Regions from separate parts of the Homo sapiens genome. Here region 2 is linked to region 1. Evidence: chromatin loops called from intact Hi-C (ENCODE). Cell type or tissue: B cell. All regions are shown on one strand.

The links. Peaks named below come from ENCODE experiments on the same cell type or tissue, not always from the same donor. Only the 100,000 strongest peaks of a DNase experiment are listed, where the experiment ranks them.
Region 2: it touches region 1 in a loop (8-fold over the local background); 8 of 110 quality-filtered maps call a loop at or near these places.

What each region holds. Positions count from the first base shown.
Region 1 is chr7:100,405,795-100,409,794 of GRCh38, forward strand. It overlaps ZCWPW1 (zinc finger CW-type and PWWP domain containing 1), which reads right to left. Exons shown (of 18, transcript NM_001386010.1): 9 at 3,634-3,750; 10 at 2,745-2,865; 11 at 1,434-1,509; 12 at 900-1,004. Among named protein-coding and RNA genes, the nearest start is that of ZCWPW1, 21 kb to the right of the region's middle. In B cell, CTCF peaks have their summits at 1,942 (motif pointing left) and 2,147; a DNase peak (open chromatin) is centred at 1,947.
Region 2 is chr7:100,187,940-100,191,939 of GRCh38, forward strand. It overlaps STAG3 (STAG3 cohesin complex component), which reads left to right. Exons shown (of 34, transcript NM_001282717.2): 6 at 514-590; 7 at 873-1,077; 8 at 1,506-1,657. It also overlaps the pseudogene LOC102724025. Among named protein-coding and RNA genes, the nearest start is that of STAG3, 12 kb to the left of the region's middle. RefSeq lists an enhancer at 2,271-2,430. In B cell, CTCF peaks have their summits at 2,324 (motif pointing right) and 2,523; a DNase peak (open chromatin) is centred at 2,362; H3K27ac peaks cover 2,160 bases.

The sequences.
Region 1 (4,000 bases):
TTTTTGTATTTTAGTAGAGACGGGGTTTCACCATGTTGCCAGGTGGTCTCAAACTCCTGAGCTCAGGCGATCTGCCCACCTCGGCCTCCCAAAGTGCTGGGATTACAGGTGTGAGCCAGCACACCTGGCCCTAGCAATATTTTCAACCAACATTTTGGTGTCCTCTCCAAAGTGAATCCCATGGAAATTTGAAAACAGGATTATAGGAGCCCAGGTGATTTCACTTTGAAGCTTCTGACAAGTTCCTTTAGATCCAGCTGTTTGATTTAATACTCATTGCTTGATTTTCTAAGGCCCCTGAGCCATTGAGCCTCTGCTCAATTGCAAGGCTGGTCAAACCCAAAGTGACTACAGGGAGGAAATATGATGGTGCTAACCCAATGGTTCTCAACCGGGTAGACTGTGCCCCCCAGAAGGCACCTGGCAATGGCTGGAGATAATTTTTTGGTTGTCACAACCATGGGCAGGGTGGAGGTGGGGGCTGCTGCTGGTTAGATGCCGCTGGAGCCTGGGGATGTTGCTAAACATCCCACGATGCACAGGACAGCCCTCCACAACCAAAAATTATCTCGCCCGAAATGCCAATAGTGCTGAGACTGAGAAATCCTGAGTTAATCTGTGCCCTCATTTCTGCCACACCTGCTTTGGCTAAACTGTAGAAAAAACCTCATCTTCAGAATGGCCCCCAATCTGTAGGCAGGGAAGGGGACTGAAAAAAAAAATTGCCCTGCTGCAGTCCTGGGAGCAAGAAGAGTCCTTCATGAATTACCTCACCCTTGGCACACCTGGTCAGACACAGAACTTTCTCCCGACATGGCTTACCCTGGGAGAAAATGAGGTTTAAGAAAAGGAAGATTTTGTTTTCTCTGTATCACAACAGAACCCCAAGATGTGCTCACCATGACTGATAGCTCCAGGGACAGCTCCTGGAAGTTCTTTAGCATGTTGACTGGGATCCATGCACGAGAAACTGTTTCTCCAAAAAACGTCACATGGTACTTAGACTGAAATAAAAGATGATCCTGTTACGGACTCCTGTCCTGCTCCCTGCTTTTCTCCTCTAGCCAGAACAGATCGGGAGAATGGGAATTCACCCAGAAGGAGGTGCTGGGCCTCACATACTCCTTTCAAAGCCTGACTCATCTACCCTACCCTCGTTGCAATTGTTCTTCCATTCTAACCTCAGGAATCCTAGCCAAAGCGTATTTATCAAAACCACTAATGCCCTGACAGTGGATAAATATTTAATTAGATACAAGTTTGTTTCTATTATATGTGTGAGCACTTATCTCTGTGTTTGTCATCCTAGTTAAGTGTCTGTTTTCACTTGTGTCTGCTGGCTATGTCCATGTCTCTTATCTGTACGTCTGTGAGGATGGATTTGTTCATTACTTTGGCCTGAGCTCCTTCTTACCCTGAACCAGGAAACTCACCGGCAGGGAATCAAGATGGGAAGTAAAAAGAAAATATTCCCCTAAGTCAGGATCAGATTCTATCATGCCTGGCCACCTGGAGAAGATAGTTGGGTGTAGGGGACAGAAGAGAAGGGGTTAGATGAACAGAACACAACCTCATCAATGTACATGCACAGAGAAGAGCAGTATGATTTTTTTTCTGAGACAAGGTCTCACTCTGTCACCCAGGCTGGAGTGCAGTGTTACAACCATGGCTCACTGCAGCTTTGATCTGTCAGGCGCAAGTGATCCTCCCACCTCAGCCTCCTGAGGAGCTGGGACTACAGGCACATGCCACCACACCCAGCTGTTTATTTTATTTTTTGCAGAGATGGGGTCTCACTATATAGCCAGGACTGATCTCAAACTCCTGGGTTCAAGCAATCCTCCTACCTCAACCTCCCAAAGTGCTGGGATTACAAGCGTGAGTCACTGCGCTCAGCCAGCAGTATGCTTTGCAAAAAAAGGATCCAAAAAATAGATTCCCCTTCCATCATCCCCCTCTAGTGGTCACTACTGAATGACTCGTGAGAAAGTGACTTCCATCGATGCACACAGGAGCTCAGAATATACCTAGTGAAGGTATCTTACCCTTCTGAGCCATCCACAATCCTAAGAACAAAATCTTCGACTAGAGACATCTCCAAAGAAGAAACTATCCCACTTTTCCTTGTTCCCTTTACTTTGTCTCTCTCAATCTCAATATTTTTATTTATTTTTGAGATGGGGACTCACTCTGTCGCCCAGACTGGAGTGCAGTGGTGCAATCTTGGTTCACTGCAACCTCTGCCTCCCGGATTCAAGTGATTCTTCTGCCTCAGCGTCCTGAGTAGCTGGGACTACAGGCACGCGCCACCACGTCTGGCTAATTTTTCTATTTTTAGTAGGGATGGGATTTCACCATGTTGGCCAGGCTGGTCTCAAACTTGTGGTCTCAGGTGATCTGCCCGCCTTGGCCTCCCAAAGTGCTGGGATTACAGGTGTGAGCCACTGCGCCTGGCCAATCTCAATATTTTTAAATGCCTCAGATCCACCCTCTTCTTTCTACCAGTTGGGGTAGCACTATCAGACCCTTTTTTCCAGGGAGCTATCACCTCCATGCTGAAACCTCCAGAAAATACACTCTTTCAAAGCCTCCAGGCTTGGTACTTTATCTTTTCTCTCACCCCATGCTCTTTCTAAGGCCAGAACCATTTCAATTACAGATGTTTTCCATTTGCTTCCACCCCTGCTTGAATCTACCTCTCCCAAGTTTGTGAAGGATGCTCTGACTGTGTCATAATGCCCTACCAGGGGTAACCGTATTGCTTGGCCCAGATGATGGATCCTGGGATGTAGGAGGCATAGGCCACATCACTCTCAAGCCCTGTCCAGGTCTCCTCAGGAATATCACAGCGATTATACTGCACATCTGCTGAAAGAGAGAAGGAATGAAGGGACAGGAAGAGACTCTTTAAGAGAAAGAGCTGGATGAGAGCTGGGGAGAGAACAAGAAGGAAATTGGTATATGCAGCAGGTGGGACCAAAGGGGCACCTGGGAGATCAGCACAGAGGAAGAATAAAGACCCATGGAGGAAATGCAGCTGGAACCAGCTGAAATGCAGCTGGAACCAGCTGAAATGCAGCTGGAGGCAGTAGGAATGGTGCCTCCTCATACTCCAGGAAGAGATTCCACACTCCTGCTTGCATGCCCGCGTGTCTGACTGTGCTCCTGTCTATGGAGCACCATAAGAATAATTTCTCTGAGACTCTGTTTTCTCATCTGTAAAATAATTGGGCTGGACAAGATCATCATCATCTCTTCCAACTAGTTCCAAACAGCCTAGAATTCTAAGCGCACCAGATCTCTCTCGTCTGTTTTCCCCGATATATCCTATATCCCTCCCTATCCACCAACCCAATACCAATATTTTAATCAGGATTGACAGGGGCAGACCAATGCTCATGTATTTAGATTCCAGGCCCCTCCCCAACAAGATCACTTTACAGGGCATCTTCCTCCAGCCTTTTCTGCCCAGATTCATCTCCATATGAGAGGCAGATCCTTCCTCTCTCCCAAGCACTACAAGGACACTGAGTGCTAACTATATTTACGTAGTATTTAATCTAAAGGATAAGTGCAGAGAAAGAAAGGGAGGAACAATAAAACATGAATGAAAACATTTCCAGTCTTTTCTACCTGTGTTCTGATCACAGGACCAATTATCTGGGAGAACTGAGGGGTCAATGTTCCCACACAGCCGCCTCCATTTCCCACAGTTTGGGAAGGAACACTGGACCCAGACCAGACATTGACCTGTGAGAGGAAAAAAATGAAATAAGAGACTTAAAAATATGCTCTTCCTTCTTTAATCCAACTAAAATCAGGATAACCCTCCCAACTCCCAGAATGACATAGCCAGAGAGACATTAGAGATCAACCAGCCCGATCCCTGACTTATAAGAGGGAAACCAAGGCTCAAAGAGGTAACTGGCTTGCTGAGGATTAGCTAACTTGGCGATAGAGCTGAACTTAGAACTCAAGTCTCATGCCTTGATCTTTTTCC
Region 2 (4,000 bases), 220 kb before region 1:
TAGAGACGGGGTTTCACCATGTTGGCCAGGCTGGTCTCGAATTCCTGACCTTGTGATTCACCCACCTTGGCCTCCCAAAGTGCTGGGATTACAGGCATGACCGACTGCACCCGGCTGGCCTGCATCTTCTTTAGGCCGTTCTTGTTGTGCTTCTTGGCAAAGCACATATTCCTCAGGAATTTGGGTCCATCCGCTTAAGAGATTTGTATCTTTGTGATTGGGGTTTCTTGATGCCATTTCTGTGCAGTTTTCAGCCTGGTTGTGTGAGGTGTGGTTCTTGGATTTGGCCATGTCTACACCATAACCTGTGGCTCCCTTCCTTTGGGTTTTTAGAGAGATTGCCTTATAGCAGATACATGGTTGGATGTTGGCAGACTGTTGACCAGGGGGTCTTCTCATTCCCCACCTAAGCTCTTTGCAGAATGTTTCCTTGCTCATCTTCAGGTATATCTGTAAATGATCAAAGCATCCTGTTATTTTCCTTGTAAGCACCTCATATCCTTCATTCTTTAGGCATTGTGACCCCTGAGATGTTCAAGAAGATGTCCAACTCAGAGATCATCCAGCACCTAACAGAGCAGTTTAATGAGGTGGAAGAAGATGACCAGGATCCTCTTACCCCTCTTATTTCAAAACACAATGCCTATTATCCCCTTCTTTTTGATTCTGTGAAATAGGGTAGCTTTTAGAAGGAGGAATTCAGTCTCTTGGGGGTAAAAGAGATCTGAATATGCCTCTCAAATTGGGGAGAATACCAGGAAATGAGGTATAACAGATATTTTTACTGGACTGTTGAGTTTTGACATCCAAGCCCCTATGACTTCATGGACCTGGTAATAACTTTCCCATCCTTTTCATACATCCTTTTGTAGGACTCGGGGGACTACCCTCTCATAGCTCCAGGTCCATCCTGGAAGAAGTTCCAGGGCAGCTTCTGTGAATTTGTGAGGACATTGGTCTGTCAGTGCCAGTACAGCCTCCTCTATGATGGCTTCCCTATGGACGACCTCATCTCCCTGCTCACTGGCCTCTCAGACTCACAAGTCCGCGCCTTCCGTCACACTAGCACCCTGGCTGGTGAGCATTCATTTTTACTCTGGACATTCTCCTGGGGATTTATAGGACTTTCCTCTGTTCTCTGATTCAGGATCTTCTTTCCTACCTGCATCTTGGCTCTTCACTTCAAGGCCATGCCTCTTTTATCCTAAACTTCAATCCAGTTTCTCACTAGTGGAGTTTTGAGAAGGGGTAGATCACAGCAACAATTTCCAGGTTTAATATTTTTGTCAGAGCTCACCACTAGGGGTATGCTGATGGTTAAAAGAAGACCACAAGGGTTCGAGGGAAACAGTCCACTCCAGGACAGGCCGTCTTAGGATTTTAGGGTCATCCTGCTCTGACGTCTCATTTTCATTGCCCTTCTTTCCTTCTATTTTTTCCTTCTACTCATCCTCTCTCCTCTGACCTCAGTAATGATTTCTTTATCTCTTTTTCCTTTCTCAAAGCTATGAAACTGATGACCTCCCTGGTAAAAGTTGCCCTCCAACTGAGTGTGCACCAAGATAACAATCAGCGTCAGTATGAGGCTGAAAGAAACAAGGGGCCAGGGCAGAGGGCACCTGAGCGGCTGGAGAGCCTGTTGGAGAAACGCAAAGAGGTGAGGAGTGTTCCCTGCTTCTTCCTTCCCTTTTTCCCAACTTGCACCCACTTCTGCCACAGACCCCCTTATCAGGCCCTGGGCAGTCTTTCAAGATCATGAATAATGGAGTCTGGCAATAGTTTCATAGACCCATCCTGTAAGGGGTCATTACATGCTCATCTTGTTTCTGGGTTGTGGGCTCAACAAATAATGTGTAATTTAGAGTTCTCTCTAATTCCACTTTTGCTCAGTTTTTTTTTTTTTGTCAGCACTCATTGTTAGGAGTGTTTAAGTGCTGTACCTGCCTGTCATGCAGGGAATTAAGTTTTGACCTACTTGTCAAGTGTGCAGTGTGCAAGTGAGTGCAGGAGTACTAAAAGCCAACCATTGACAAGGGAGGCCAAATTTTCAAGGAATGGAAAGAAAACAGGCCTCCCAGTGAACTCGCTTTAAATTCTGTTGAATTTAGTCACTAGCTCCATAGCCTTATGTAACCTCTCTTCAGTTTTCTTTTCTTTAAAAAAAGGAATAATCTCACCTTTTTGTGAAGAATAAATGAGATGAGTAAATTGCCTCGCTTGGCTCATAGTAGATACTTGTTTTGTTTCCTTTTAAACTTAAAGATGACCACTGGGGGGCATAAGCCATAGCAAAATCTTTTACGCTGATGAAATCTTTAATCAGCTGGGTCTGTCATAAGAGTAACACTACTGGTGTTTTCTCCTCACTCTCTGTTAGTGTCTAAGACCCCTCCTATGAGGTTGGCAGGACTCACCATGTCTGACCATATCATTTGGCTGTTTCTCTAGCCCTCACAAAAGATCTCTTCCATTCTAAATCACTAGAGAAGGAAACTTTCCACTTCCCTTATTCTCTTTTGTTATTTTGCATTGTCAGGTTGATCTTAAAAGCTTGAATATTAATCTATCCCGGATTTTAAATTATGTACACTAGTGCGAATCTTTTCTTTTCTTTTTCTTTTTTGGCTTCTCTGGGCTCTTGCTTAATCAATTATCATTATAATTCCCCCATTTTATCCTAAATTTCTTCCTCCCCACTATTTTCTTCTCTCCACTTATAAATGTATATAGGCTCTTGAATCTTTATTTCACTCTGCTCCTTTGTGAGTTACTCTTTTTTCCATCCTTCCTTTTAGGATAGTATTTCCTTACTTCCTTAATGTCCAACTAACTGAATCCTTTTTGCTACCTAGCTTATTTCCCCATTTTCTTTGAAACTGTTCTTTCTAAACCAATGACTTCCTAATTCCTAAAGCCAGTAGCCTTTTCTCAGTCTCCCTTTCCCAAATATTTTACATATTTGCTTTACCTATTTTTGCTATTTTAGTGTAAAATATGGACATATAGGTACTTCAGCCCTAAAGACTTAAGTATGTCCTGTCGAAAATGATATGTTGTTCTTACATAATTGAAGAGGTGGGGCCTGTTGTCTTAAAGGATGTTCCCTTTCTCCTTATAATTCTGTTTCCTTGGTGTCTATTGTTCATGTGATCCAGGATTTTTCAATAATGGCACTATGGACGTTGCGGGGCTGTCCTGCCATGGTAGGATGTTTAGCAGATCTCTGGCCTTTATCTACTAGATAGATACCAGTAGTACCCTGCTCCCCCAGCAAGTTGTGGCAGCCAAAAAAATCTTTAGACACTGCTAAATCTCCCCTGGGGAACAAAATTAGCCTCAGTTGAGAACCACTGATCTAATTCCTTTCTTCTCATTTTTGCTAGTTCCACTTCTATTAAACTGCAACTTACTAAAAATTTGTTTTCCAAATTGTTAGAAACATATACGGGCATCATACCTCAAAGATATTGCAGATTCAATTCCAGACCACCATAATAAAGTGAATATTGAAGTACAGTGAGTCACACAATCAAAAAATCAAAATTTTTAATTCTCAGTGCATATGAAAGTTGTGTTTACACTGTAGTCTGTTAAGTGTGCAAGACTATTGTCTAAAAAGCAGTGTATGTACCTTAATTTAGAAATATTTTATTGCTAAAAAATGCTAATGACAATCTGAACCTTTAGCGAGTTAAATCTTTTTGTTGGTGGAGGGTCTTGCCTCCATGTTGATGGCTGCTGACTGATCAGGGTAGTGGTTGCTGAAGGTTAGGGTGGCTGTAGCAATTTCTTGAAATAAGACAACAGTGAAGTTTGCTGCATCTACTGACTCTTCCTTTTACAAAAAATTTCTCTGTAACATGAAATGCTGTTTGATGACATTTTACCCACAGTAGAAATTCTTTCAAAACAAGAGTCAATTCTCTCAAGCCCTGGTGCTGCTTTATCAGCTAAATTTAGGTAATAGTCTGAATCATTTGTTGTCATTTCAACAGTATTC